3 separate regions of the Homo sapiens genome follow, and regions 1 and 2 are each linked to region 3. Evidence: chromatin loops called from intact Hi-C (ENCODE). Cell type or tissue: CD4-positive, alpha-beta T cell. All regions are shown on one strand. Links, peaks and the distances in the headings refer to the core of each region. The heading gives the core; the rest is flanking DNA.

Region 1 (10,844 bases), core at 510-4,509, 430 kb after region 3:
GTCAGGGACAGCGGGGCCTGGGCAGGCTCTGTCTTCCAGGGACGGCTCTAGGCTTTGAGGATGCTGGGAGGAAGGGGGCTTCACCTGGGGCACTGGAAGACTGGGCAGGCAGCACGATGGTGTCTCAGGGATGGGCCTCCAGCAATAGGATGGCCTCTGCACAGGTGGTGAGCCCCCCATCCCTGTAGGGTGTACAAGCAGACCGTGGAGACCCACAGCTCCACCCCTTAGCTAGTAAAGACCTTGACTTAATGGGTCAATCTTCTTAGTCACTGCCAAGCCCCTGTTCCATCGGACTGACTTTCACTTGGGTCCTTCAGGGTGATGCACATTGGCATGGCATGAGGCTCACCCAATATCCACTGCCAGCTTCTCCCTGCGTCCCACACTGTCCACTCAGGCCAGGCGGCCCCTTTTCAGGCCACACACACCCCTCACATTTCAGCTCAATTCCTGTCCCTGGAACTACCCTCATCCATGCCGCCCCCCACTCCCCTTCTCTACAGCCTAACCCCCAAACCCAACTCCTCTAAGGCCTGTTAAAGGAAAACATTATTGGAAATTTTCAGAAGTTGTTCCGAACCCTGGAGACGGGTGTGGGGACCACTGCAACGGGATCTTGCAGTGGGGGAGGGAGACCAGGCTCAGCTCCGAACAGCACAGGCAGTGGGGGTTTGCGGCTGAGGAGCAGGTGGGGTCGCGGGTGGCAAATGACTGGGAGGAACACAGTGCGGGACGGGATGCTGGCTCGGCCGACCCCGCAGGGCTTTCGCTGAAGACAGGTCTGGGCCATCAGACATCCTGGGGATGCTGGGGGACCAGGAACCCGATCCAATATCCAGGGTGGGGGGCTCTGGCTAAACCAACTTAGCAGGGCTCTCTGCGAAAACTGAACCTGACAATGCAGTGCACAGATGGGCCTGGGAGGAGGTTAGGAGGCCACCGAAGTCTGGCTGAGCAAGGAATCTTTGGCAAAGTCTAGTTCCAGGACCTGTTGCTCTCTCTCCTTCCCTCCCCTGTTCTTCCTCTCTCCCTCTCTTCCTCCAACCTTCTCCCTCCTCTTACCCCTTTCCTTCTCCTTTCCCTCGCATTTCTGTCACATTCTTTTTTGTTGTTTTTTTCATTACGGTAAAACTTCACAAATTGTTTCCATCTTAACCACATTTCAGTGACGTTAAGCACATTCACGAACTGTGCAGCCATCACCAGCAGCCTCTACAGATCCTTTTCATCTGTCAAGGCTGAAAATCTGTCCCCACTAAACACGAACTCCCCATTTCCCCTTCCCCAGACCCTGATAACCCCCTTCTACTTTCTGTCTCTATGACTTTGACTCCTCTAGGGGCCTCGGCTGAGTGGAATCATGCGGTGTTTGTCTTAGGACTGGCCCGTTTCCCTCGGCAGAGCGTCCTCAATGTTCCTGCGCGTGGCAGCAGGTGTCGGCATTCCCTTCCTTTTAAAGGCTGAGTAATGTTCCACAGTGTGCATGGCCCACATTTGCTTATGCACGTATCCATCGATGGGCAGGGACAGCGGGGGACGCTTCCCTTTTTCATTTATTATAAATAACGCTGCTGTGAACGTGGGGTAAAGACGCCCCTTGGAGCCTCGGCTTTTGGTCCTCTGGGCTTGTGCCCGGAAGGGGAGTGCTGGGCCACGTGGGTGTCCGTGTTTGATTTTCTGGGACCTGCCCCCCCCCGTCTCCCGCCCCGGCTGCCGCGTCTCACTCCCCGCCGCGGTGCGAGGGGCCCCGTGTGCCGCGCACCCTTCCACCCGTGTTTTGCTGTTTTTTTGACTCTGGGCGTCCCAGGGGTGCAGCGGCCGTGGGGCCCTGGTTTGCTTTCACCTCTTCATCTGCTCACTGGCCGCGAGTGTGTCTTCTTCAGACAAACGTCTGAAGGTCAAGCCCTGGGCTCCTGTGAACCCGGCCGTCTTTGCGGCAGAGTCTGAGGCTCCTTCTTTATTCTGGATCCGGCCTCTGGTCGGAGGCGTGCTCTGCAGGCACTGCTCCCATTGCTGGCAGCCTTTTCTCCCCGTGGCCGCCCGGCCGCCCATCAGAGGCGTTGCAGACGCCCGCCCTCGCCAGCGCAAAGACAAACGCCGGTGGCCGCGGACGCGCCGGCGGCCGGGAGCACCCCAGCGGGCGGGCACCACAGAGGCGCGGTCCTCCGGCGTCTAGATCTGCCATGTGGCGCGCGCCGGAAGCGGCTCTGAGGCCGGAAGTGAGCCTAGAGCGCCGCGGCCCCGAGATGAAGCCGGCGGTGGACGAGATGTTCCCCGAGGGCGCCGGGCCCTACGTGGACCTGGACGAGGTGGCACGGGCCCGGCGGGAGTCTCCGAGCGTGGGGAGCGGGGAAGGGGGAGCGGAAGGGCGGCGTCCTGGTGCGCGGGTCCCGGGGAGGGGAGGCCGGGCGGGTGGGCGATGGGCGCGGCTCCCAGGCTCCCTGCCCCGCGGAGAGCAAATCCCGGTTTCTCCGAGCACCTGGTGAAAGGCGGCGACCGACCGCGGCGGGAAGCGTGTGCCCTAGCCCGGGGGACCAGGAGGCGCAGCCTGAGGGTTGAGTGCCTGCTGGGTGCCCCCACGGCCCCCGGGAACACACCCGTGGTCAGAGGAGTTGCGTTTGCTGCTCTTCGATGGCTGCAGCACCCCATGGGGGCCCGCGGTGCGTCTCCATAACCTCGTGTGGGATTTGAGCTCGTGTTAGGGGATTTGGGGGAAGAAAGTGGGCTTTACTGTGCCTTGGAAGCGAGGATAATTCTCCGATTGGGCCTCTTAATCTTAACTAGAATGAGGGAAGACTGGAGCAGCCGTCATTCCTGTCGGAGCGGAAAAGGAGACATCTGGCATTTATGTGCTTTGCGTAGTGGCCTCGTTCTTCTTTTTAATTATACAGGATTATACAGTCGTCTTGGGGTTTTGTTGGTCTCTATTGTGTTCACAGAGTGACCTTGTCTGATGTGAGCGTTCTGAGATGGTTTATGGTCAGCAGGAGAGCACCACAGCCTAGCTCAGAGTGGCAGGCCAGCTCCTACATGTCAGGGCCTTATGTGCTCTTTCTCAAAGCTTAGGGGCTGCAGAGGTGGTCAGAGGCAGCCCTTGTGCTTGTGGAGGTAATAGCATGGCAGAGCGGCTGATTGCAAATACCAGGTGTCATAGAAAGCCGAAGGCGCACCGACGGATGGACCCTCAGGGCTTTGAGGGGGCTCAGCAAAGGTACAGCTGAGGAGTCGACTCTGTGGCCAAATGCTGGGGGACACATTGGTGTTTGCCAGGTAGTGGGGGATGAAGGCCCGGCAGGAGCAGAGCCCTGGGTTGGGGGATGCCGACTGGCTCACCAAGGGAAGGGAATGTTGTGTCGTTTAACATGGTTGAGCGTGCAGTGCCAGAGAGAGGGGAGACAGTGGGTAGGGACTCTCTCCCTACCCAGATCGTGAAACCATCTGGAACCATGCTAAAGAGGGTGGCTCTGTGCACCCCGCTCCCGAAGCACTTCCATTAAACCCAGGCTTCTCAGTCCTGTTTTACAGTCCTAGGCTTCACAGTCCTAGGCGATGTGGAGCCACCGGAGGGCTTTACAGTGGGGAGTGAGAGGCTCCGACTTGCTCTGTAGGGTGGCAGCATTTACGGGTGAGAGGGTAGAAAAATGAGAGCAGGGAGAACAGGAGAGTTGAAGAGGGTGTGAATGAGGCAGATGGAGGTAGGGACAAGCTTCAAGTGGTAGAATGCGCGTGGCTTACTGTGCTGATGGGGACAGGGAGGGTGGCTGAGAAGCCAGGGGAGGAGACTGAGTGTCCTGGCTTTTCTGAGAGTGTCTGAAAGGGAACAAGGGCATGCAGCTATGTGGGGATCAGGGCAGGTCTGAGCAAGCGGCCTTGTGAATGCTGGGGCCAGGGCAGCAGCAGGACCTGTGGCCAGCTGTCCAGGGTGCTGCTGTCAGAGGAATCTGCTCCCTCTGTCACCGGTTGACTCTAAACAGGACCCAAAATCCTGAGGGCTTCAGATTGCCCAGCTTGGGTTGTGACATGGTTTTTCCACTGCCGTGGAGTTGTGGCAGTGGACGGTCCATGATAGCAGCGGGGCACCAGAACCTCAGAGGCAGAGCAGGTCAGTTTCCTCGGGGAAGTGGTTTCATTCCCAGAAGAGAGAGGGAAGGGATCCTGAGTGGAGGCGATGGGCTCAATTTCGCATGTTTGTGGCCTCTGGCGATGTCCGGCGAGGGATCGGAAAGCTCTCCTTGAGGGGCACAGAGAAGTAGTGGTGCTTAGGTCAGTGGTAGGTTTCTTTTTTAAAGGCAGACAGGAATCAAGGAACAGAAGCCCTTGAGAGACCTTAAAAATCATTCCTTTGAATTCCTCCCCCTCCCCCCAATACACATTCCTGTGTCTGGAACTAAAATGTTGACTCCAACTTGAGCCTGTTTCCCCTCACCCATCTTCTTTTTTTGTGGGGGTAGTGGCCCTGCAATGCACTTATCACCTGTTCTTTCGGAAAACGCACCTGACATAACCTTGCCTTTCCATTCCCCAGGCGGGAGGCAGCACCGGGCTCTTGATGGACTTGGCAGCCAATGAAAAGGCCGTTCATGCAGACTTTTTTAACGGTAAGGATGCTTGGAATGGGATGCCAGATTTAATCTGAATATTTCTTCTCTAGGTGAAGGCAGTGAAGCAACTTGGTGACATGAATAATTTGGATCATAAGGTGGTAGAGCCCCTGCGCTCCTCTCAGAATGCAGTGCAGCCTCTGTGGAGCGATGACACGGGCTGCGGCCACTGGCAGGCAGCCTTATTTTTCAGGAGAAAAGTAGCATGAAATTGTTCCCAGCTTGCAGCCCAGTAGTTGAGTTTGAGCTCTGGCATGCGTGTTACATGTGCCTGCGGACACCTCAGACTGTAGCCAGGTCTGGGCCCTCACCCCACACACGGCCATAGGAACCCCATCTGTCTCCCTGTCTCCGCCCTCTCCGGGTAGCCGGTTTCCTTTCCTCTCCCAGCCCACCTGTGTTTGCCTGCCTGGGTTCTCATGCCCTCAGCTGCCTTTGCAGAGGGACAGCCATACTCCAGCTCTTGCCCAGCTCTGAAATCAGGACGCAGGATGTGTTTTCCTCTTGATTTAAGGGCTTCAGTGCTAGTTACCAAAAACATGGGTAAACCAAATGAACAGTGAAAAGCAAATTTTCTGTAACATCTTCAGACCTGCTAGAGGGAATATTTCTCATTCTCTTCTGATTTCTTCAGGCCTTATTCCTATAGATGATATTAACCTTTACTAAGGGTTCAAATAATAAGTAAATAAGATAGGTTTCTTACTCCAGAGAGTGAGGTGGCATTTTTCATCCTGGTTTAATCCATGGTGCTTTTCTCTACAGAAAGCTCTTGTTACTAGTTAACAGCTAGGACCTGAGCTTGCCACATCGGTTTCTAATTTACCAGAGACCCCCTGCCATCCTGAGTCCCTGCTGCTTCATCAGGCTTACTGTCAGGCAGCCATTGCCTGAGGGGAGCAGCCAAGCTGCTGAGTTGGGGTGCAGGCTTTCCCAGGGTGCCTGGCCATGCCCCTGAGGCAGCATTCTTACTGCTACCAACTGGAGTCAGAACTGAGGCAGATGACATTTGAGATGAGCCTGGAGAACTGAATAGCATTTATTTCAATTCTTTATGCCAGAGCGAGGTGGGAGAAGGGTGTTGCCTTCAGAGGGAACAAATTGTACAAAGCTGCAGAGCGCTCTCCAAAGCTGCTTTGCAAAAACACCAGCTCACCAGGGCGACTTTGAAGCTTTTCACGTGGGCAGGATTGGGCAGTTGCTAATGCTGGCACCACACGCTTGCATTTTGATGATCTCCTTCAAAGTCCCATTTATCCTCTGCCAGCCCATTGGTTAGAGGCGATTGCTGTGTTCTAGTGTTTGAGTTCACATGACTTCCAGAGTCAGCCCTTGAATCCTGACGGGAAAGCATCTCTGAGAGGGACCCAGGTCCTACCCGTCAGGTGAGCGCCCAGCAACCTGAGCATTGTGGGCGCGTGTCTGCCTTTGAGCCACGGCCGGTCAGGGAGGGGACGCAGGAGAGCTCTGTGTCCCCTGCCTGCCCACCCACTAAGTTCACAAAGCACTCACTGTCCCATCAGGTTGTGACAACCCCATGTGTTCAAGAAGCCATTTACTTTGAGAGACCTCTGTGGGCTGTGGATGAGGCTTTTGCTAAGTCCTTTTTACTCGTCAAACAGATGGGTTTGCTGGGCTGTTACACCCTGGGCACCAGGGTTCTAGCCACGAAAGAGACACTCTCTCTTCCCTCGCCATGTCTTACAAAATTGTGGGTCCAGACAAGTCAGCAGGCAGGGGCTGGACTGTGACAAGAGCCCTGGCAAAGCGTGGACGGCATTGTTTCTGGGAGCACTGCAGAGGGAGGTTTCTCCAGAGGGGGCAGCAGAGCAGAGGTCGGAAGGTGTGGAGTCAGCCAGGCCCAGGACTGCGCAAAAGTGCTCCTAGCGGCGAACCACAACCAGCAGTCGGGAGGCAGTGAGGACGTGGGGGTGCATCAGTGTGGCTGGGGAGCGTCGGGACCCTCTGCAGTATCCAGAGATGCCTCAGGGACGCCACCCTCCCCAGGAAGGCTGGATGCTGTGGTGCCAGCAGGCCCCTTTCTCTTCGCTCTGACCCTCCAGGAGTTGAACCTCCTCTTTCTAGTTCATAATTCATACTGCACATTTTCAGTGCGCAGTACATGTGGGTGGGCTTTTAGTTGTATTTTCACCTCCCATTGTGAAAGTGATGATTGCCTGTAGTAGGGAATTTGAAAAACACAGAAGACTAAACAGAAGGACAAAATCTTTCCTGGGGGGCCTGATTTTGATCACCCAAAGCAGGGCACTACGTGTTTGCTGCGTTTCTTCCAGTGAGAATGGGCCTTAGCAGGTGTTTCTCAGGCTTGAGTATCATTCACGCTCCCTTACTGGAGGCTTCACCTTTCTGCAGCCTAGCCCGGCTTTCTCATGCTCACAGCGGCAGCCGGCTGGTTTCCCTCTGCTCTCAAGGACCCAGCACGTGCCTCCCAGCTTCATCTCTCCCCGGCCCCGGCAGCGAGGGCAGCATCTTGGGTGCCCGTGCACTCGTGGGTGCAGACACGGCACTGGCGTGTCCTGAGTGCTGAGTTGTGGCTGTGCGGTGGTGTCCGTGGGACTCAGAACAGCCCTGCATGCATTTTCTTAGGATTGTCTTTTAAATGAAAGCTAGAAAGCACTCTAGCCAACACTCTCCCCTTGGACTACATGTACGAGCCCTGGTTGGCTGAAACTGAAAGTCTGTTACGGGAAAAGTCTTTTATTTCATTGGATCATTGACGATTATCTCTGTATTTTGGACTACTATATAATTCATTCTGAAGTGATTTCTTCAGCCCTTACCCTTGTAGGTGTAACTACGTGGTTTTGCTTATTTCCCTAGATTTTGAAGATCTTTTTGATGATGATGACATCCAGTGAGATGCCCTCTGGCTGCAGGCGGGGCCAAGCCCTTGGTACAGAGCCGCAGTGTGAGCCTGCGCAGGACAGTTTCAGGTGGTTTTAAAGAACACGTGGAAATCCCTTGAATTTAGGACCTGGTTAACCAGAAAGATAAGACTGTTCTTAACGACCTAGATGATTCTGTTCATCTCTGAACGGGATCAGGTTTTGTCCTCACTCCAATTAAAAGAAAGCAATGTCACATGTGGAGTGATCTCTTTCTTGCACTTATGAGTGAATGTTGCAGTCCCTAAACGTCTCTGTGTGTTTGTGTGTGCATGCATGTGCGTGCATCTGTCAGCACGCTGAGAGAACCACATTTGTCTGGTAGCAGATACCTTGTGTTAAGGTGCTGTATGTGCTGGAGCAGGAGGCAGCGCGGCCCGTGCACAGCTGGGCCTGCTGACAGCACTTGGAGGACCTTGCCACGGGGCCGCCCCTCTGCTGTGTGGGCAGGTTCCCACTGTGTGTGTCTGTCAGCACAGTCGTCCTTATGCTGTCCTCTGGCCTCCACGTCAGGGCAGCTGCCCCTAGGCTTAAGAACTAGGACGACAGGATGCGACTGCAGGAGACGCCTTCTACGTGGAAATGCACATTGGTCCATTTCAAAGGAGAGTGTAACGCCCATGTGGGAAGAGGGGTCTTGTTTCCTGTAGGCCCAGCTCAGTAGTCGATACTGGCTGTAAAGCAGTGAAGTTGCTGTTTGACATCCATCTCGAAGTGAAGAGTGTTTCTCAGGCCAGGAGACGCCCAGGCCCAGGACTTCAGCAGTTCCCATTTTCAGAGTTAAAGCCCCTCAGTGGAGGGACCTGCTGCCCCCGCTACTGAGAACCCGCTGAAGGGTGTCACCTTGTCATGTTTACAGAAGAGACATTTGTACTGGAGGCCAGGTGAGATCTTAAGCAGAACCGAATGTCAGCTCTGCCTCTTTTTCTCATGAGTGGTGAGTGGATTTCCACCCTGTCATCCTGATGGAGCTCCTGTCCTTTGTTGGGGCTCAGCAGCTCAGGACTGCCCAGGACAAGCCAGCAGTCCTCCATGGTTCCCGCACTGCAGCGAGGGCAGTCGGAGCACGGGGTCCGTGGGAAGGCAGCAGAGCGGCCTGTGGTGTCGGAAGAGGTAAGAAGTGCATCTCTGTAAGAAGGTCTGCACTGGGCCGCACGTTGAGGCTGCCGCTTTGTTTCTGAGACCCACGTGGCTTATCTGCAGGCGAGGAGCAGGGTTTCCAGCGGCCAGGCGTGCACGTCGTCTGCACTTGGAGAGGGTGGGGTTTTTCAGTGCTATGTTCTTGCAATTCATTTCGTGAGAGTTGTTTTTACAGTTTCATGAGTGGATTCCTCAAAGCAGGCATAGAGGGCTCTGTGGGGAACAACTAGGTATTTGGGTGAATTCTGTCGTGATCAGGTGGTTACCCTGCAGTTCCCCTTCAGCTGAGGTTTATCGCAGTCCCACAGGGCCTGCAGTACACAGTGGTAAGGGCTGTGGCTACACTCAGACTGGCCCGTGGCAAACACCACTGCCAGCGAGCTGCAGGCTCCTGCTGAATCCGTTCCTTTCTTTGGAGGGCTGGGCACAGTGGCTCACTCCTGTAATCCCAGCTCTTGGGGAGGGTGAGGCGGGAGGGTCACTTGAGGCCAAGAGTTTGAGACCAACCTGGGCAACAGAACGAGACCCCCCTCTCTATACAAAAATTAAAAAAATGAGCTGAGCATGGTGGCACGTGCCTATAGTCCTAGCTGTTTGGGAGGCTAGGGCAGGAGGATCACTTCAGCCCAGGAGTTCAGGATTGCAGTGAGCGATAATTGCACCACTGCACTCCAGCCTGGGCCACGGAAACCCTGTCTCTAGACAAAACCAGAAATGTTTCTCTGGGCCTCTGTTTCCTCCTTGGTGAATGGGGATGTCAGCCTCTGGCCTTCAGCAGGAAGGAATGATCCCAGGTGGAGAAGAGAGCTGCCGCAGAGGAACTCAGGCAGAGTGCAGATGGGCACACCCCTTCTAGACCAAGGCCTGTGAGCCCCAGAAGCTCCTGTGTGGGCCGTAGAATTTCAGGTTTGCCTGGTCTAAGCTGCTTTGTGAATAGCAGTCTGCACATGTGTGCATGTCAGTGTCTTCTGCACATGTTGAGACCTGTGTGGGCTCTAGGAGACCTCCCTTTGCCTTCACAGAATCCTTGCAGCTTCTTCAATACCATGAGGCCACGAGCATTGCCACCTGTTTTTCTTCCTCATCTCCGTGTGACTCGGCTGTCACCGTGAGGCTGTCAGGAAGAGTGATGACCTGGGTGATCGGACTGCAGCTGACGGGCCCAGCCACGGTCACTCCCGTGGCAAAACTCCAGCCATTGTCAGTGATGTGTCTTCACCTACACTGACAAAGAGGTATTTTCTCGGTTTTTATACCTGATCGCCTTCATCACAGAGACCTCTATACCGATCCCTGCCACATTTAGAAAGCTGCTGGGGGACCGCAGGCTCAGCTGCCGGCCAGATAATGAACCTCAGCAAGGCAGCACAGCTCTGCGGGGAATGCCTGCCTGCGTCTTGGAGCAGAATGGGCCGAGGGCGAGGGAGCCTTCTGGGGTCCTGGAGAAGACGCTTCTGTGAGAAAAGAAGGAAGCACTGTCCATTAAAATCCATGCAAGAGAGGAATTTGTTGGAAGGCTCACAGAAGGACAGCTGGCCCCAGGGCTCAAAGATCCCTGGACTCAACTACTTCCTGTTTCTGCCTGCCCACTGGCTTCTTGGGCCTAGAAAATCTTTCTCCACAACAGTTTCTTTCTCCACCGTGGTTCCAGCAGTCTCCACACTATATCTCTGGTAACACGCCTCCCAGGGTGGCAAAGGGGACTGTGTCCCAAGGGAAAGGCTTGAGGAAGGTCTGTGATTCGCCCACCTTCTGCGAGCTGTGCGCTTTGCCCGCCTCCAGCCCTGGATCAGCACCCGGACTCTCAGCACACCTTGGTGGCATCATCTTGGCCACACAGCGCAGGTTTTGTGTGAATAATCATTGCCTCCAATTAGTCCCAAAATACTACTCTCAAGTATGTCTTGAATGGTTTTAATGGTTCCTGGGTGATTTTTGAGGGGGTGTGAGTGGCCTGCCATCAGAGATGGCTGTCACTTGGGGGGCAGTGAATCCAGGGAGGGTTGCTCAGCTGGCTGAGCAAGGCAGAGCAACCCTGATCGAGGGATGCCTGGTCCCTTTGTCAGGGTGCTCAGCAGGCATTTCTTAAGTGTAAACAAGCAACAACAGAGGGACTTTGAAAATGACGGAATCCTGGGATCTTTTGGAGAGAAGAGAAAGCCACCCCAAGGGCACTGAGCCTGGTGACTCTTAG
Region 2 (10,844 bases), core at 3,215-7,214, 270 kb before region 3:
GTTTTTTAACTTCCAAGGCATTAGACATTTTTTTCTTGACCATACTTTTCTTATTTACTTTTTGTTTTATCGCTTAGGCTCAGAGAACAATAACTTGTACAATTTCTTCTTTGAATTGTTTACTGGTATTTTGAGGGGCTCTCTGCCTGGTTATGTCAATGCTCGTGGGCTTTTGAGAAAGACCCGCATGTACCAGTGAGGGTTCCGGCAGGAAACCTCTTGCTATGCTCCAGGGGCACAGCTGCAGAGAGCTTGGTGACAGGCTGCTTACACAGGTGTGGACAGGGCTGGGGACCCACCAAGGGAGGTGTGGGTGGCATTGGGGTCTTTGCCAGTGCTGGAGGGCACGAGGAGGGAGCCAGTGGTGGAACTGGACAGTGCCATTCAGAAACTAAAGCCCTCAGCAAGAGGGCAGGCTGTCTGGAGTGATCTGAAAAGGTGGGGCCAGGAGTATCAGCCCCCTCCCTCCTTACCCTCTCCTCCTGCTCTCCAGCCCTGGCAGTCTCTCCTACTGGCTGAAGCCAGAATAGAATCTGGAGAGGCCACCCTCCCAGGACACAGGGGCAGGGACAGGCTGAGGAGGTAGGAGTAGGTCTGCACAGGGGAGAAGTCCACCTCGCACACCCTGGGCTCCTCCATGGCGTGAGGTCCCTGTCTTCCCTGTACTTGTGTAAGTGTCTGTCATCAGAAAGATGGCAGGTTGCCCTGGGGAGGATGGTGTCTTACTCGGTTCCGTCCCTGCCAGCATCTAGCACTGTGGTCAAGTCCTCTACATGCTGTCCCCAGAGAACCTCTAGTCCCCAGCCTCCTGCTCTGTGTGTAGGCTGACAGCAGAATCCAGACCCAAGTCACTGGGGAGCACCCAATTTGCTTCCTCTCCTCCTCAGCTAAGGGTGAGCAGCAGGGGTGACCCCAGCTATTAGCCCCACCTAGCACACAGCACAGCGGCCCTGCAGAGGGGCAGCCCTTCCCACTGCCATGCTGCAGCTCCAGACACAGAGGAAGCTCAGGGCTTCCAGGGTCTTTGTGGATGAACAGATGAGGGAAAACTGGAGGGACTGGGAGCAGCAAAAGCAGAGGGGTAGGGGACTTGGACTGACGTGTCAACAGCTAACACTTCGTTCTGGTCCTGGTCCCCAGGAGCAGCTGGTCCTGGTCCGGGAGCAGCTGCCTGCCGACACGGCTGCGCTGCGATGGGATCTGGCCCCAGCCCAGTTGCTGCTGGCCAGACACTGAGTCAGCACCCGGCCGTCCAGTGCGCCACAAGCAGATCCCGGCAGAGCTGCCCACGCTGTGCAGATCCCCGGTGGGCCTCCCGGGCTAGAGCCCGGGGACCCATTCACTTGGGGCCCTACCAGTCCCTACCCTTGGTTGGCTGGGGGCTGCCCAGCCTGGGCCCCACCCACCCAGGGCTCTGGTTTCTGAGTCCGGGGCCCAGCAAAGCCCCTCTTTCACTCCTTCCTGAAATGGGATCATGACCCTGGTCCTACCTCTGAGTGATTCTGATGTGAGATTAGGGATTGTGCAGGGATGGGGGTGTGATCCTGCAATGACGGACTCCTAGGCCTCCTCCCAGCCCCGCAGAGTCCAAATCCCCAAGGCAGGGGCTGAGGAGGGCGAGGCTCATAGAACCCAGGACTCCTGGGGGTCCTGAGCATCTGGGGCCTCCCGGCTCTCGTGACTTCACATCCTGGCCTCTTCCCACCCACTGGAGCTCTGAGGGTCTCAGCCTCTCTCCACTTGACATCTCTTTCTTTCTTTCTTTTTTTTTTTTTTTGGAGACGGAGTCTCGCTCTGTCGCCCAGGCTGGAGTGCAGTGGCACGATCTTGGCACACTGCAAGCTCTGCCTCCTGGTTTCACGCCATTCTCCTGCCTCAGCCTCCCGAGTAGCTGGGATTACAGGCGCCCGCTACAACGTCCGGCTAATTTTTTGTGTTTTTAGTAGGGACGGGGTTTCACCATGTTAGCCAGGATGGTCTCGATCTTCTGACCTTGTGATCTGCCCGCCTCAGCCTCCCAAAGTGCTGGGATTACAGGCGCGAGCCACCGCGCCTGGCCTTCTTTCTTTCCCACTCATGCGTGTATACATACACACACACAGACACACACAGACACACACACACACACACACACACACACAGACACACACACACGCCCCTTCCCAACAAACTGTCCCAAACCTAATGTGGATAAATACAGAATGTGGTGCTAAGTGTCTCCAAAAACGCAGCAAGCCTCGGCCTCCTTTTCTGTCCACTGCACTGAGAACTCCAGGTCTGGGAGTTCCCTGTGGTGTGAAGGGCACCTGTGTCATTTGCCGCCCAAGCCGGGCACTGTGAGAGTGAAAGAGGGCATGGGCACAAAAGCACAAGGCAGGACTGTCCTGCTGGGCCTGGACACGGGGTCACCCTCAGCAGCCCCAGGGTCAGAAACTGGCGCGACTATCTTCAGAAATCCCACGTTGGTGCAATTCATCGTGGCTCCTCCTCACCCTCTTCCCCTCAGGATGACCCAGTTTTGGGTTTGGTCCTCAAGAGTCTCCAATAAACATCTTCACCAGACCTGTTTCCTGGGGCAAAAACCTGGTTGTTTATTTCTCTTTATGACTTCTATAAACATTTGGATTTTCAGGAGAAAAACAAGAAATAGGGAGTGGACACTTGTTCTTCTAGCAGAGGAATGGGAAGGGCCATTCATCTGGCATCGTCTGTCCTGCGTCCTGGTCCTGACTCCCTTCTGAGCCTCAATTTCTCCATCCGTAAAATGGGGAGGAGGCCTGGACCCCAGTCCCAAGCACAGAGTAATGATTTTGAGAACATATGTCCACTAAAACAGGATGGAACAAAAACACAGTCACTGTGGGCGAGCATTTGGAAGTGTGTAAGGAGGAAATGCTGCTTTGCATCTTCTCTCTGCCCATCTGATTCTCCGGCAGGCAAGAGGTGATCATAGCCAGGACTTCTCCTGATTGATGGCTGCCCATGCCAGGGGTCCCAGGGCCCAGCCACACACAGAACCACTTGGCGTGCTTAACTAGGAGCCCCCATAACTCACGGAGAACAATGGAGTCAGGATCTCTGAGGGATACAGCAGGGTGATTCTGATCTGCAGCCAGGGTGAGCACCCTGCGTTAGAAGGTACTACCAGCCTCCATGGCTGAGCTGGGTGGAAGCTGTTTATGAATGACGAGGATTTGGGAGGGGTGGGCTTGAGTGGGGAGAGGTCATTGCCAAGCCTTAACATTAGTGCAGAGAGAGGCTGACCTCATGCCTCCATTGGTGAAAAGCCAGGCTGGGGGCTTCCTACCAGGGAACCTGCTTCCTCCCATCCTCTAAGCACTGCCTTGCTCTGGCCCCAAAGAAGCTACTGGAGTTGGGGGAAGGGTATTCAGCCAAAGACCTGGCTCAAGTCAATCTAGAGCATCCTCTGACCCTCAGGGGCCTTTTCAAGTGTCTCAGCCTTGGTGTCTTCATTTGCAAGATGGGGGCGACAATTGTGCCTCCTTGCGCCCTCTGTGGGTGCAAGTAAACTCAGTTCAGCTACTCAGAAGTAAGCATTTTGGCCAGGTGTGGTGGCTCACACCTGTAATACCAGCACTTTGCAAGGCCGAGACAGGTGGATCGCTTGAGGTCAGGAGTTCAAGACCAGCCTGGACAATATGGTGAAACCCCATCTCTACTAAAATACAAAAATTAGCTGGGCACCTGTAATCCCAGCTACTCAGGAGGCTGAGGCAGGATAATTGCTTGAACCCGGGAGGTGGAGGTTGCAGTGAGTCAGGATTGAGCCACTGCACTCCAGTCTGGGCGACGAGCGAGACTCCATCTCAAAAAAACTCCCCAAAACCCAAAACCAAAAACCAAAAAACCAAAAGTAAGCACTTGGCAAATTCCACAGCACGGATTTGGATGGCAGGGAGGGTCAGGGTTACTGGAGAGAGCCTGGGCAGGTGTCTGTGGGCTGGGATGGTGGGAAGGGTCAGGGTTACTGGGGAGAGCTGGGGCAGATGTCTGTGGGCTGGGCCTGAGCTTCTGCCTGGCTGCCCCTTTGCTGCAGTGTGGTCTGCCTGCTCCACACCCAGGTCCCCGGCTCCACTGCAAGAGCTGGGACGTGACCAGGGCTCTGCTGGGCCTCCTTTCCCTGGACCCAGGCCAGTGGCTGATGTCCTGTCTCCGCCCCATCACCACAGCCCCAGAGCATGTGGCAAACCTGCTGACACCACTGCTGAGGTTCCTGGACCTCTGGAGAGTCTGCGCTGCACCCCAGGCCATGAGCTAGGCCAGCTCCCACCCACTGTGGAGGGGTGGACACAGCCTGGTTAAGCATTCACCATGCCCTGACAGCCATTGTTTATTGGACACAATTTACCCGCCATGAAATTGATGGGTAATCACTTCACATTCCACAAACGGAGAGGCTGGGGCTCAAAGAGATGAATGACCACCCAGGTTCGAAAGTTAGTGAGGGGCAGAGCCAGGATTTTATTCCAGCAGCCAGTTCTCAGACAACTTCACTGCTATTGTCTCATTGACATTCTCTTCTCCAAACCTGAGGACTGCAGCGTCCCCACTGTACACCTGACCCCGAGACTCTCAGAGACAGGGTGCACAGAGCAAAATAGGCGTGGATGAAACAAATGAAACCCCAACCGCACCCTTAGGGCGTCTACTGTGAGAGCACTGCCTGGACCCAGCTCTCCTCCTGGCCCTGCCCTTCCAGGCTTCCCAGGCCCGAGGGGTTCCGTGGGGGGCAGCGTCTTCCTGACCTCCATCCTGGTGTCCACAGAGCCCCCCGGGCTGACCTCAGGTGACCCCTTTGCCCACCTGGGCCCCCCGTCCGTCCTGTAAGGCAGAAAGTCTTCATGGAGGAGGAGGGGGAAGAGGCATCCCAACAGGGCTTTGGGGGATGGGGAGTCTTCAGTTTCAGGGAAAGGCTGCAAAAGCTGCAGTGAAGATGTGACGACAGGGTGGGCAAGGCCTGTCATGGTGCCCCTGAGCAGGCGCCTGGAGGGGATCTGTGAAGACCAGGTGGGCAACGGGGCCTCGGCCTGACAGGGAGCTCTGTGGGAACAGGATCCAGGGTCCATGCCAGGAACACCACCCACAGGTCACCCCTGGGAGCCATCTGAGCAAAGCTGGGATGTAAAGGGTCCTGGCTAGGCCAGCAGGATTCTGCCTGGACACTAGTGCGTCAGCTTGGAGCTAGTCCCTCCCAGCGTTTTTCGATCTTGGCCTCAGTTTCCCCATTTGTAACATGCAGTTTCCCGTCCCAAAGGGCCTTGCAACTCAATCTATGTGGCTGGACCCCAACCCCACCGCGGTGCAGCGCGAGCCCACGGAGCCCCCCACGGCTTGGCCGCACTTCAGGGTCCGGGCACGGGACCCCTCGAGCCGCTCTCACCGCAGCCGGGGAGGCCCCGCACAGGCCGCACGCGCCCAGCCGCCATAGTCTACCCCACAGGATGCTCACCCTAGCTCAGCTCGCCCCGCGGGACCCACCCGCCGTTGCTATGGCAACGGCGCTGCTGAGAGGCTAGCGAAGCCGGCAACCCGGCGGCGGAGGGAGGAGGTTGCCACGGCAACCAGGGCGCGCCACCAGCGGGGCGAGGTTTCCTGCGGGGTGGGGCCTACAGCGGAGCGGGGCCTATAGCAGGCGGGGCCTACAGCAGGCGGGGCCTATAGCAGGCGGGGCCTACAGCGGGGCGGGGCCTATAGCAGGCGGGGCCTACAGCGGAGCGGGGCCTATAGCAGGCGGGGCCTACAGCGGGGCGGGGCCTATAGCAGGCGGGGCCTACAGCGGGGCAGGGGCGGGGACGAGGCCCCGTGGAACCGCGGGGCCGCGCGGGCTGCTGGCGGCTTCTTTCCAGACTGCGGGGCTGTTGCAGTTCCACACCCTGGGGTTCCACCCAACGCCTTGGCCTGGGACTTCATAATTCACCTCTTTTAAGATGACCTGTCTTTTCACTGTTTTGTCTCTGGTGTTCTGCAGACTTGCTTTTATTTGCTATTGGGGTCCTTATTGATTCCTAATCTGAGCGTTTCTGTCTGTAGGCAATTCTGGAAAATTCTGAGCCAATATTTCTTCGAATATTGTTTCTGTGCCTTTCTGTCCCTTCTGGAACTCCGCGAATCGTTCTCCAGCGCAGGTCAGGGCATCCCCTGGCTGCGGCTCTTGGCCCGACCCCACCCTCGGGGCGTCTCTGCTGTGAGTTCCCTGCCTGGACCCAGCTCCCCTCCAGGCCCTGACCTTCCAGGCTTCCCAGGCCCGAGGGGGACCGTGGCGGGCAGCGTCTTCCTGACTTGCCATCCTGGTGTCCACAGAGCTCCCCGCACTGACCCCAGGTGATCCCTTTGCCCACCTCGGCACCCCCGCCATCCGCGCATCCCGGCCCGGTTGCTGCCTGGACGTCACAGCACATGCGTCCCCAGGGCTCAGACTGGCTGCAGCCGCCTCTCGGTGTGGCACTTGCGGGTTGTAATTTTCTGTGTAAAAAGCTGGTTTCTGTATTTTAAATTTTGTGATATATTTTTCTACAATTTATTTTTATTAGATGGAACCATTTAAAATTACCACTTTTGTAGGTCAAAAGTAGACATCAGTAATTTGATATGATTTAACCTAATATTCTTTCCACATTGGTTTATCTAGAAGTCTACGCTCTGATAGGATTTTAAAAACGTTTTCCCTAATGTAGTATTTATTAGTAGTGTAGATTCAGAATGATACAAAAGAAAGTAAAATATGAAGGCATCTTACTCTCTAACTCCAATAGCGTAAAGAGTTACACCTAAGATTAAAAAAATTCAAATCATATACACAGAAAGTGGATATATTTAAAAAGAAAGAAGTGCGTGCCTTCTCAACAACCCCCACCAAGAGTCACCCCAGCCATGACAAAGGCTGCCAACAGTTTCTCGTGATTCTTTTCAGTGAAAAAAACGGGATGAGGGGGTTACATTGTGCACACTCTTCTGTGTCCCTTCTAAACAATTTAACAACAAATCCCAGTCATCTTCCCCCATCAGCACATACTTTTGAGACTCCTTCATTTTAGACGCTTTGGAGAAATCACTCCTGTGTATGCCCCAGTCCATTTAGCCCGTGCCCACGGGTGAACACCTTGATTATTTTTTATTTTATTTTATTTTTTGAAACAGATTCTCATTCTGTGGCCCAGGCTGGAAGGCAGTGACACCATCCTAGCTCACTGCAACCTCCAACTCCTGGGTTCAAGCGATTCTCCTGCCTCAGCCTCCCGAGTAGCTGAGATTACAGGCACGCACCACCACACCCGACTAATTTGTTTGTATTTCTAGTAAAGACAGGGTTTCGCCTTGTTGGCCAGGCTGGTCTCGAACTCCTGACCTCAGGTGATCTGCCCACATCGGCCTCCCAAAGTGCTGGGATTACAAGCATGAGCCACCGCACCTGGTTGATTATGTCGTTTTTAAATCCATATTGTGATCAATATTCTTGCCTATTTATGTTGGCAAATTTTTGTGTGTGTATATAACAGGCAAATTGCTAGCCATGGAATTACTGAATTGAGGGTAGGAGCAGGCTAACGCAGGTGCATTTTGACAAACTGCTGTCCAGAAACATTGCAGTCCTTGCCCTGGACACTACCATGGCACATTTTCCCATGGGCTGGCCACACTGGACATTACTAGACATTTTAATTGTATGAAATTTGATAGGTCAAAAAACAACCCCACTGTTTTTTGTTTTTGTTTTTTTTTTTGAGACAGAGTTTCTCTCTTGTTGCCCAGGCTGGAGTGCAATGGCGTGATCTTGGCTCACCAGAACTCCGCCTGCCGGGTTCAAGCGATTCTATTGTCTCAGCCTCCTGCGTAGCTGGGATTACAGGCATGCGCCACCACGCCTGGCTAATTTTGTATTTTTAGTAGAGACGGGGTTTCTCCATGTTGGTTAGGCTGGTCTCAAACTCCCGACATCAGATGATCTGCCTGCCTCGGCCTCCCAAAGTGTTGGCATTACAGGCACGAGCCACCGCGCCCAGCCAACAACCCTACACTTTGATGTGCAGTTCTTTAACTGTGTCCATATTTTTCCCTGCTATTGGCCCATTCTCTCCCTGTTTTTCCTTCTGCAAACTGTCCCTTTGTAGTCTCTGCCCATCTCTGGGGTCATCACTCAGATTGTTTGCTGTGGGTTTGCAGAGCTCCTTACACTGTCGGAAATCCCTGCATCTTCATAATTGTGGAAATAATTTTCCCAGTGTGGGGCTGGGATTTCCATTTGGCTTATGGTGTTGGGCCATAGAGATGCTGGGGTTTTTGTGGAGTCCTCATCTTTTCAGAGGGCTCAGGTGATGTGTCACGCTTTCTCCACTCCAAGATACTGCATACGGCCACCACGTTTCATCCCAGCCCCCTAAGGTTTTGTTTTCACAAATTAATATCGATTCCCTTGGGAATTTGTCTTGATGTCACTCACATGTCAGGTGGGGATCCAGCTCTATATTTTCCCACAGTATCTGACACTGTGGGAAATAACATAGTTATTAAATGATCTATTTCCCCAAAATTATTTGAAAGGACACCTTTTATCATAAAATTTTGATCTGTTTCTTCTTCAACACTGGCATCTTTTTAATTGTGAGAATTTCATATTATGTTTTAGTGTCTTATAGGGCGGATTCTCCTCATTCTTCTTTTTAACACATTTCCTGGTTAGTCTTGCATGTTCGTGTTTCCATGTGAACTTCTGTTGCTATTTTAATTGCATGGAATGTGTAGTTGTAATTTAGAGAAAACTAGCTCTTTTACAATATTGCCTCTTCCAAAAATACACTATGCTTTTCCACTAATTTATCTCTTCTCAGTGGATTTTCAAAGTTTTCTATATAATTTCCTTATGAATGAGAAAACTGTATATTTCTTGTTATTTCCTGCCATTGTATTTATTCTTATTTTTATTTTATGTATTCTTTATTTACGTATGCATTCTAGCAATTTTTGATTGCTATTATGATTGGACTCCTCCATTACAGGTTCTAACTGGTCACTGTTTTGTGGAAAGTGTTGCCTTCTTGGTGACAATTTTTCTTATCAGCTCCTAACTTAAAAAAACTTAAAAAATATTTCTATAACTTTAGGGGTACAGATGGTTTTTGTTTTGTTTTGTTTGAGACGGAGTCTCACTCTATCGCCCAGGGTGGAGTGCAAAGGCGCGATCTTGGCTCACTGCAACCTCTGCCTCCTGGGTTCAAGCGATTCTCCCGACTGGATTCAGCTACTTTCCCGAGTAGCTGGGATTACAGGCATCCACCATTATGCCCGGCCAAGTTTTGTATTTTTGTAGAGACAGGGTTTCACCATGTTGTCCAGGCTGGTCTTGAACTCCTGACCTCAGGTAATCCACCTGCCTCGGCTTCCCAGAGTGCTGGGATTACGGATATGAGCCATGGTGCCTAGCCTACAGGTGGTTTTGTACAGTGGTGAAGTCTGGGCTTTTAATTAACTCTTCACCTGAAAAGTGTACATTGTATCCAATATGTAGTTTTTCATCCTGTTCCCCACTCTCATCCTTCTCGCTTCGGAGTCTCTAGTGCCCACCGTACCACTCGATATGCTTTTGTGTACCTATAGCTTAGCTTCCACTTATGAGTGAGACATACAGTATTTGGTTTTCCATTCCTGAGTTACTTCCGGTACCATAATGGCCTCTAGTTCCATCCAAACTTCTGCAAAAGGCATTATTTCGTTCATGTTATGGTTTAGTACTATTCCATGGTGTATATATACCATACTTTCTTTATCCACTCATCGGTTGATGGGCACTTAGGTTGAGTCCTTATCTTTGGAATTGTGATTTGTGCTGCAATAAACATGTATATTGATAGTTTTTAAAGAATTTATATAATGATTTTCTTTTGAGTAGATACCCCATGCTGGGATTGCTGGACTGAATGGTGGTTCTACTTTTCGTTCTTTGAGAAATCGCCGTACTGTTTTCCACAGCGGTTGTACTAATTTACATTCCCATCAGCCGTGGGTAAAGCAGTCCCTTCTCACCACATCCGTGCCAACATCTATTTTTTTTTTTTTACTTTTTAATAATGCCAGCTCCTAACTTATTGTTCCCTATAGCTTGTCACTCATCCCTTAAGTTTTCTAGATAGATGATTATATCATCTACAAATAATAACTTTGTTTCTTCCATTCTAATATTTTAACCTGCTATTTAAATAGGAAAAAACAGCTGTTTATTCCCTGTACTGAACACTTGATACCAAATGTGAGGGTTATTTTCTCCACACCATCCAATTATCCAACTCTTCTGACGCCAGCTGGGTGTTCTACAATTTAGTGATGACACCAATTAGCTGGAATTAGCGCAGACCCCGCCGGTTAAGGACTTGGCCTCTGAAGACCACCCCCACTTCAGATGCCAGTGGAAAGTGGTGAGCCCTAGGTTACCCACACATACGTTCAACTTGGCTACAAATCAGAAGCTTCCAGGACCCTCTCCTCAGGCTCAATAATTTGCTGACAGCTCACAGAATTCAGAGAAACATTTGCATGTACTGGATTAGTATGGAGGGTCTAGAAGGGCTCCGAGTGCAGGAGCCTCTGTTCCTATGGAGTGGAGGGCACCACCTTCCTGACACGTGGGTGTGTTCACCGGCCCAGAAGCTCTGCAAACCCTGTCCTTTAGGGATTTTTATGAAGACTTCCTGTGCTGGTCTGTTCGGCTGCTAAAACAGAACACCTCAGACTGGATAATTGATAAACAACAGAAATGTATTGCGTATCATTCTGGAGGCTGGGAAATCCAAGATCAAGGCACCAGCAGATATGGCGTCTGATGAGGGCCTGTT
Region 3 (8,553 bases), core at 3,073-7,072:
CGGGGGCTGCGGTGAGTGCTGTGGAATGGGTGCGCTCACAGCAGCTGCTACCCACCTAAGGTCACCCCCCCGGCAAACCTCTCATCTGCACCAAAGCTGTTGAGGCTTTCCTCACCCCTAGATGCCGAGGCCAGGCCCCAGCCCCACTGAGAAGCCTGCACACCCGGGGCCCTCCTGCCACTATCCTGCTGCACCCGTCTCATCTTCCTTCCAGGAATTCTGACCTCTCCAGTGAGGGCAGCTCAGAGTCTGGGAGGGGGACCCTCTTCCAACCACAGCCACATCACCTTCGTCCCAAGTCAGCCCTGCACGTCGTATCCACCCTCCCCTCTGCCGGAATGAGATAGTCAAGGCAAACTGAATTGCTCTTCGTGCAGAGGCCCTCCCATGACCATGAGTAGAAGGTGCCCCCAACATGCTTCTAAGACTGGACAAGTGGAATCCACAGCTGAGGCCTGGAGGATCCCAGACCAGGAGGGCTGCCTCCCCCGCAGTCCCGGCCAGACCCCTGCCAGCATTCTCAGATCTCTTCCAAACTTCCTGTTGGTGCCCTGGCCCTGCTGGGCAGCAAGGTAGCACAGGCGTCTCCCATTCCTGCTGAGCCCTGGGCTGCCAGGGTGTTCAGGGCCCACCTGGGGAGCCATTCACAAACGCAGCCTCCCCCTTGGGGGGGGCTGGGACCTGGGAATCTGTATGAAGGAACCTCCCTGCAGGAGTCTCCCCAACCCTTCAGCCTGCACGGCCCCCTCACAACTACTCCTCTCCTGTGGCCTTGCCTCACCCTCCTGAGGCCCTTCTCAGGCTCTGCCCACTCACACCTCTCCCTACTGCCCCATGTCCACCCCACAGCCTCAGTAGCCTGGGTGTCTTCCCAGATACCAGCAGGGCCCACAGCTCCCCACTTGCCCTGAAGTGAGGGGCTGGGGCAGACCCCCAGACAGGACAGGCCCTGCCCCACAGATGGGGCACCAATCCCCGTCAGGGCACCCGGGCACAGGTGCTGATGGGCTGGTGGAAAAGGAACAAGGCTGAAGGGCTCCAGACGCTGCAGGGCAGGAAGAACGCTGTTCTTGCTGGGGTGGGGTGGGGGTGCGGGAATGGGCCCAAGCATCTGCAGCACCTCCAAAAAGCCTCTGGGGGCCTGGGGCCCACTGGCAGGGCCTCCCAGGGAGCTTCCGCTGCATCCTCCCTGGCACAGGGACAGGCTTAGGGATTTGGGCCTGAGTCCCTGGAACATGCAGGAAGAGAAGGGGACTCTACGTGTGGCCCCAGCCCCATGGCGCTCACATACAAAGGTGCATGCCTGAGGTTAGAGTCGAATACTCTGCCTTCTGCAAGTAGGGCGGCTCACAGGCCAGGTGACGCTAGGCCCCCTGTCCACAGCCTGCCAACCCTGACACCACGCAGACTTGGGGGACTATGCCACTCTCCCTGCCCAGAGTACCCAAGGGCCACCCAGTAGGCCATAGGAAGCCAAGAGACAATGGCCACCCTTGCTCACTGGGCCCCGTTCACAGCAGCCTGCTGAGGGCCCTGGTCCGGCCACTCTGCAGGCCAGTGTTGGGCGGACCAGACACGTGGGCTCCAAACACGGATCAAGGCCAAGGAGAAGCCCATCCCTCAGTTCTCACCTGTCATACTGGGAGGCATACTTGCCACCGGTCAGAGCCCTGGAATACCACAGCAGGGGCGGGGCCGGCTAGCCAGCGGCCTGCACACCCACAGGGGTTCTGGGAAAAAGGTGAGGTGGCAGGTCCTGCTTAGGGCTCCTGGGAAATGTACAGGAAGCCCATAGGGGTGCACTGGTCTGGGTTCTTCCTGCCCAGATGTCACCTTGGCTCTTTGTGGCCTGAAGCCTCTCGACCACCTCTCCACCACCCTGTCCATTTATGTGCCGTGACCAGTGACAGCTGGACTTCCCAGCGCCTCCACAGCTGTGTGTGTCTTGCATATGTCGGGTGTCACATGTGTGCCGTCCATACCACCTAGGGATGCAGTATGAACCCCCATGCTGTAGGCAGGAAAGGCCCTGCTCCATCCTGTACACATCCCCACTGGTGGAGGTGGAGGGGGTGCTGCAGCCACAGCGCCAGCCTCAGCCACCTGGCCTTTCTTGCAGAGTCTCTGGAGTGGTGGGTACCCAGTGTGCAAGCCCTGCAGAGCCTATGTGTGTCTATGTTGGGGTCGCGGGGCCCACTGGTCTCAACACTCCACCAGTGCTGGCCAAGGAAGCCCCAAACCGAGCATCACAATCTCCATGGCCCTTTCCTCTGCCTCTGGCTTGGACTCATCTGCACGCACTGGTCACATGGAGGCCCTTCCGCAGCTGACACTCCAGCCCAACCCTTGGTGCCAGGATCCTGCAGATGTACACCTCGGTGGGTGACAGAAGCTGCTCATGTCCCCAGGCAGGGACCAGACACCTGAACGGGAGGCTTCCCGGAGTGACATGCTGTCCCGTGTCCCCGCAGGACTCCGGCTTCTATCCGAGGGTCCTAAGGGCTCACAGGCAACAGCTGGGAATCACCGGGGTGGGGGGAGGGGGGCACCTGTAGGGCGCAGATTCGCGTCCCTCAGCCTGGCCGTGCGGCGAGAGGCCGCTAGCAGCGCCCTGCGGACCGGCCCGCAGCCCCGGCGCCCGCCCCGGACTCACGGCGGGGGCGTCGGTCGAGGTGTACCGCAGGATGACCTGGAAGGGCTGGTGCGCCTGCAGCTCGGGCGGCAGCGTGACGGTGAGCGAGGAGCCGTAGTCGGTGAACGGGTCCACCCTGAAGGCCAGCGGACAGCAGGCGGGCTCGGAGCCGGGCGCCTCGGGGAAGGCGGGCAGCGGGGGCGGCGGCGCGGGCCCCGGCCCGGGGGCGGAGAAGGCGAAGGCGCAGGGCGTCTCGGCGGCGGCGGCGGGGGCGCGACGGAAGGCGGCTGAGTGCAGGCGCAGAGCCGGGTGCGCGTCGAGCACGAGCGCGCGGGGCGCGGGCCGCAGCGCGCACAGCTCGAGCACCAGGCAGCCGGCCAACTCGCGCGCCTCGGGCCGCAGCTCCAGGCCCAGCTGCAGGTGGCGGAGGCGGAAGAGCTGCGCGCTGGAGGCCGAGGCCACGTCCAGGGCGGGCGGCGGCTCGGGCGGCGGGCGGACGGGCGCGGCCTCGGCGCCGGGCGCCTGGCGGCAGCAGCACTGCGCGGCCATGGCCGCCGGCACTAGGTGAAATCCATGGGCGGCGGCCGCGCCGGGCCGCGGGCGAGGGGCGCCGGGCGGCGGCGGCGGCGGGGCGCGGGCACAACAGGAAGTCGCGCCGGGAGCCGCCCGGCCCGGCCCCGCGCCGTGCGCCGCCCCGCTCGGGCTCCGCTCGGCCGCCGCCGGGGGCGCTGTGCGCGGGGCCGGGGCGCGGGGCCGGGGCGCCGGGCGGGGAGGGCCAGGAGCCAGGGGCGCGGGGAGCCGGGGAATCGAGCGCGGCGCGGGGCCGGGGCGCTGTGTTGGGAGCCGAGGCGCGCGGAGCGGGTGAGCAGCACCCCCAGCCCCTCGCTTCCTCCCCGGGCGGCGCCCGGGAGATCCCAGGAGGCGGGATCGCTGCTCCCTCCCAGACACTGCCGGCCAGGCCCCTGGGGCAGCCGCTGAAGGGACCCGGGAACCTTGGGGCCACAGGGGCAGGCTGCTTCCAGGTGTGGTTCGTGTTCCCGAGGAGCGCAGCGTCGCGAACTCAATGTCATCCTTTCATCCGGGGCTACGGGCAGGGCAGGATTCTCCTGGCACCCCTGCCACTCCTCCAAGTCTACAGGTGTGGTCTGTGCTGTGGGCCCTGCGGTGCGAGAAGCGCCGGAGCCTTCACGCAGCGCTGTCAACTACAGCAGCCACCAACCACGTGTGGCCATTTAGATGCGAATTAAATACAGTTAGAAGTTCAGTTCCTTCGTGGCAGGTGGAGTGAGTGAGTGTGTGTGTCTTCCTGGGAGGAGTGGCTAATGGACAAAGCAGGCAGGAATCATTTCCACAATCGCAGAAGTTCCTCTGGGCAGTGCTGGGGACCTCTCATTTGGGAGCCCTGTGCTGGGGTACGAAGGAGGGTCTGGCCCGCCTGTCCCCACCCCATCCGCCAGGTCCACCCTTCCCAACGCCATTCTCTGTGGACCTGGCGAAGGCTGCCCAAGGCTGAGCCTGTCCAGGAGCCTGAGCCCCGAGGGAAGGGGTGCTCGCCTGGCAGAAGCTGCTAGTGAGCTCACAGCGGTTAAATTTTGAGGCTGTGGAATAACAGGGGCCACCATGATGTCGCTGTTGTCATCAAGTAAGAATTCAAATTCCTAGGGACAAGGGGCTTCTGGGGCTGGGGAACTATCCAGGAACCCAGGACACCTCTCTCTTCTGCTCCATTGAGGTGTGGCCGTGCAGGGCTGGACTCGGGTACCGCACTCGACTCAGCGTCAGCCCTGAGTAGTGTTTCCTGTGTCTGGACTCAGTCTCCTCGTTGTGTAACCCTCTGTGTCTACCCTCCTTCCGTGGGGCGGGAAGGAAGGCTGAGAGGGAGAGTGTGCGTTCACGTTTGCGGGACAGAGCACTGAGGCATCATTTCAGTTTTCCCGTAGGACCTCAGGTCCCCACGTGCCCTCTTTAGGGACACGGCCACGATCTTGGGGCACCCATCCCAAACTCACCAGGAACCCCTAGGCTTACACAGTCACTCAGAGGTGTGGATCAGCCTCGCATCCAAGGCTGACAGGGAAGACAGCTGAGATGGGACCCTCCTCACTGCCCCCAGCGCCCTGCCCGGTGGGGCCCTGCAGTGCCAAGGGCAGACTGTTTTCGATGGCACCCCCAGTTCTACGGGGCTCTCCAGAGCCCACCGGGCCATGTTCCTGGCTGGAAGAACCTCAGTTCTGCACACGCGGTGCCACACTAGCTGGGCCTGGCCGTCCGGGGGGCAAGTCACCACAGGGAGCTTGGGGTCTTGCCACCCAGAGCCCCGCATTGGGCTCAGGGAGCAGAGGTTGGGGTCTCGCCCTGGGCACCTCTCCGCGGCCAGTTCTGCACACAGGAGTCCAGAGTTGCTGTGGCACCTCCTCCCCGGGGGCCCAAGGGAGCGCCTCCCACCGCGCACGTATGTGAGGAGCTGCCCTACTGCACCCCATGGAGCGGGAGGCGCGGCTGAGCCGAGGGGGCGGGGTCTGCAACTGAGCCGCGGGAGCCTCTCGCGCCGGCCCCGCCCCGCCCCGCCCCGCCCGAGGAGGCCCCGCCCCCGCCGGCCTGACGCCCCCTGGCGGCGGGAGGCTACGCCGCATGCAGGCCTGGGCAGACACCTCTGACTTCTCTAACCCTGGCAGAGGAGCCTGGACGTCGCGACTGTCAGCCCTGGCTTTCTCCCACAGGAGTTTTCATACTCCAGCTTTTTGGTGATCAGCGCAGTGAAGTGGCTGCGCGGCATCTGCACCCCAGCCTTCCCCTGATGCACCCGAGGGAGGGGTTCCTGGCTTCACCCACTAGGAGGTGGGTGTGGGCATGGAGCGTTTTAGCAGGCTGGGGAGGGCAGCAAAGCTTCCAGGAAGAAGCAGTGTTCAGACAGGGCCGCGCCCAACCCCGACAGAGGACCAGGGAGCTACCAGTTCTCAGATGGAGCTGGTGGGCTAAAAAGGTCTGATGTGACCCACAGGTGTCCTTCAACCTGGCCGGGGCCCTGCTGCCCTTGTCCCCTTGTCACCAGGGCCAGGTCAGCAGGTAAAGGGTGTGCCCTGCCCTGAGGCAAGGGCAGCCGAGGTTTTCATCAGGGTGTTGTGAGCAGGGCTGAGCCGCGGGGGAAACCGCAGACCCAGGTCCTCCCTCCTCTCCAAGCCACTGTTCCTCACCCACTAGTGGCGACCGGCGGCTGCTTCCTTCCGGGTTGATGAAAAGGTTGCATGAGTCATGAGGAGCTTATCTAGAGAGGCCAGCGGCAGGCAAGCCCTCCACAGAGATGGGGACTGCCCTGGGCACCAGCTTGTGATGGGGGCCGCGGTCCACAGCGATGGGTGGTGCCGGCTGGTGACACGGCATAGAGGGGCAGCGACCAACAAGGTGTGGCCTATGCTTGAGGCCCAGGTACACAAGGCGTGGGGAGGGAGAAGGCCCTTCTCACTACCACCCCCACGCTTGGCTGACAAAACCCGTGCTTCCCATCCCCCCAGCTTTGGGCTCTGCCGCATCAGAGATGTTCGGTCCCCAGGTGGGATGCTTTTGCTTAGGAACACAATCGGGTCTCACTGGGAGGGTGGCTCAGACACGGCCCAGCCACGGAAGCATGAGACAACACAGGGCTGGCTCTGGCAGGTGGGCATGAGGCTTTGTGAGGCTTGGGGGCCAGGAAGAGTGGTGCCTCCTACTTCTCTCTGGTGGTGCAGTACAGGTAACGGAGGCCACAGCACCTGTGTGGGCAGCCATGCAGGGCCTGGGGCCTTAAAAATGAAGGATCGAGTCATGCCACCAGGTGAAGGCCATAAGCAGCTTAGGCACTGGCTGAGGGTAGAACATGGAACGAGTATTGGAAAAGGCAGATAAGCACCAACCACAGTATTTTACTCATTGACGCATACAGAATGTAAATACGCGTAGTTGTATATATTAACCAATGACTACGTTATCTGTGATTCACATGTATTACACACATTTTCCTTTTCTTTCCCCACTCCTATTTAAGGAGTGTTGATTCTAGGATAGTCTTTAGGCCACAGGATGTCCAGGAGAGGTGGTGTCTGAACTAGAGAAGGAATCAACATGCTTGGATGCCTCCAGTGGTGGCTTATGGGGTTCCACCCTCACACGGCGGGAGAGGCAGCACCTTGTTGGCTTGACAGTAGCTATGTGACCTTAAGTTGGGGTGCAATGTTGGTGAAACAGAGATCAAAGTAGGAGAGGGGTGCAGATGCTGGAGGCCTCCCGGGTTCCCTCACCAGGCCGTCTGTCAGCACAGCCTCCTTCTCCCCTGCCTGTCACAGGAGGGGCTTCCCATGTTCGGTGCCCAGATGAGACCAGTGAGAGGTCTGGGAGGTGGGAGGAAGGAGATGTACTGTGGCTTCAGCAGCTGGTGGGCAGGAGGCTCTGCTGGCAGCTCCAGGTGCCCTCCACAGCCAGGACATCAGGCAGTGGGGATCTGGGTGGCAGGTCCCTGTGACTCCCCTATGTCTCCTCTCCTGTCCTTGGCTCCCCAGCCTTCTTCTCCCTGCATTCAGTTTCTTTCTGCCCAGTTCCTTAAGTGGTTTAGATTTTCCTGACCAAGGCTTGTTTAATAAGCTGAGCTGACCAGAGGGAGAGGACGGAGCAGATGGTGGTGCAGGGGTCCATGTGGTCTGATGCGCAGACCCTTGCCCCACCAGCAAGAGGGGACAGAGACCCTCTGGAGCTGCATTTCCGGAAGATGGGGCTTAACTGGGAAAAATGAAAACTCAGTGTGGAGGCGAGTGCACTGGGCGGCCGTGGTGCCGTGGGACCATGGACCTCAGAGGGCACTGGTGGCAGGACCGCAGAGCGGGCCCTTCAGGCCACTTCAGGGCCACTGAGGTGGAGGATTCTCTTGTGAAGAAAGCAGTAGGAAGGATGGAAAACCATACTTCCTAGACAGGCATCTGGAGCAGTTTCAGTTTTGATTGCTGTTATTACTACTGATAACTGAGCAAAAGTGGTGATGATGCTTGAGAGAAATTTCTGCAACCCACAGTCAGCAATTATATGTACAGCCAAGTACAGCGTGTGCTCATTTCTCCCTCGATTTTTGAATCTGCAGTTTACCAAAGCTGCCAATGCTTTCTTATTATTATTTTATTGCAGCAAATTCCAGATGTGTCTCCAACGGGAAAATATACAACCCTCTTGCCTTTGATGATTATTCTTATGATTTCAGGCATTAAAGAGGTTATATACATCATAAATGACATGGCAGACAAAATAGTTAAGGAACACAAAACTGTTATGACAAGATTCATGGGACACGTTTAAGTGGAAAGAGGTGAATGTGGGTGACACTGTGAAGGCCTCGAATGGGGAGCTCCTTCCTGCAGACACAGTCCCGATGTGTTCATATAGCAACATCTAATCCGGATAGAGAGACAAATGTAAGACACGGCAGGCTTTGCCAGAAACAGCTGAAATGCAAACAGAAAACCAGCTGTTAGGCCTATCTGGAAAAATAGACCGTGAAGCACCTGATCGTCATTTCAATGGCTGAGCTTCCGCCTAGGTGGTAAAAGCCCTGTTCCAATAGGGCCTGACTGGGTCTTGTTAAGAGATACACAGCTTAGAAATGCTCAGTGGATTGGCCGGGCGAGGTGGCTCACGCCTGTAATCCCAGCGCTTTGGGAGGCCGAGGCGGGAGGATCATGAGGTCAGGAGATTGAGACCATCCTGGCTAACACAGTGAAACCCCGTCTCTACCAAAAATACAAAGAAATTAGCTAGGCGTGGTGGCGGGCGCCTGTAATCCCAGCCACTCAGGAGGCTGAAGGACGAGAATGGCATGAAGCCGGGAGGCGGAGCTTGCAGTGAGCCAAGATGGCGCCCACTCCAGCCTGGGCACCAGAGTGAGACTCCGTCTCAAGAAAAAA

What was found. A loop is a pair of places that touch in the nucleus more often than their neighbours do. Peaks named below come from ENCODE experiments on the same cell type or tissue, not always from the same donor. Only the 100,000 strongest peaks of a DNase experiment are listed, where the experiment ranks them.
Region 1: it touches region 3 in a loop (4-fold over the local background); 2 of 110 quality-filtered maps call a loop at or near these places.
Region 2: a loop joins it to region 3, with 9 times the contacts of the local background. A loop is called at or near these places in 17 of 110 quality-filtered maps.

Annotation. Positions count from the first base shown.
Region 1 is chr2:240,127,690-240,138,533 of GRCh38, reverse strand. COPS9 (COP9 signalosome subunit 9) reads left to right here and starts at 2,229. Exons shown (of 3, transcript NM_001163424.2): 1 at 2,229-2,312; 2 at 4,529-4,601; 3 at 7,446-7,706. The coding sequence starts at 2,250. The coding sequence ends at 7,483. RefSeq lists enhancers at 1,708-1,817, 1,828-1,927 and a silencer at 2,368-2,417. In CD4-positive, alpha-beta T cell, for the core only: no CTCF peak of the experiment used is centred there; a DNase peak (open chromatin) is centred at 2,183; H3K4me3 peaks cover 2,374 bases; H3K27ac peaks cover 863 bases.
Region 2 is chr2:240,827,250-240,838,093 of GRCh38, reverse strand. No RefSeq gene overlaps it. Among named protein-coding and RNA genes, the nearest start is that of KIF1A, 12 kb to the right of the region's middle. RefSeq lists an enhancer at 4,830-5,826 and a silencer at 5,360-5,829. In CD4-positive, alpha-beta T cell, for the core only: no CTCF peak of the experiment used is centred there; DNase peaks (open chromatin) are centred at 4,149, 4,853, 5,563 and 6,243; H3K4me3 peaks cover 656 bases.
Region 3 is chr2:240,563,215-240,571,767 of GRCh38, reverse strand. It overlaps DUSP28 (dual specificity phosphatase 28), which reads right to left. Exons shown (of 2, transcript NM_001370465.2): 2 at 6,512-8,553. It overlaps RNPEPL1 (arginyl aminopeptidase like 1), which reads right to left and starts at 3,284. Exons shown (of 11, transcript NM_018226.6): 1 at 2,654-3,284. The coding sequence starts at 3,181. RefSeq lists enhancers at 1,560-2,198, 2,148-2,327, 2,199-2,837, 6,788-6,867, 6,998-7,147 and silencers at 2,598-2,647, 2,888-3,077, 3,218-3,277, 3,308-3,567, 5,078-5,317. In CD4-positive, alpha-beta T cell, for the core only: CTCF peaks have their summits at 5,099, 5,298, 6,523 and 6,728; DNase peaks (open chromatin) are centred at 3,297, 5,127, 5,497, 5,837 and 3 weaker places; H3K4me3 peaks cover 3,610 bases; H3K27ac peaks cover 3,417 bases.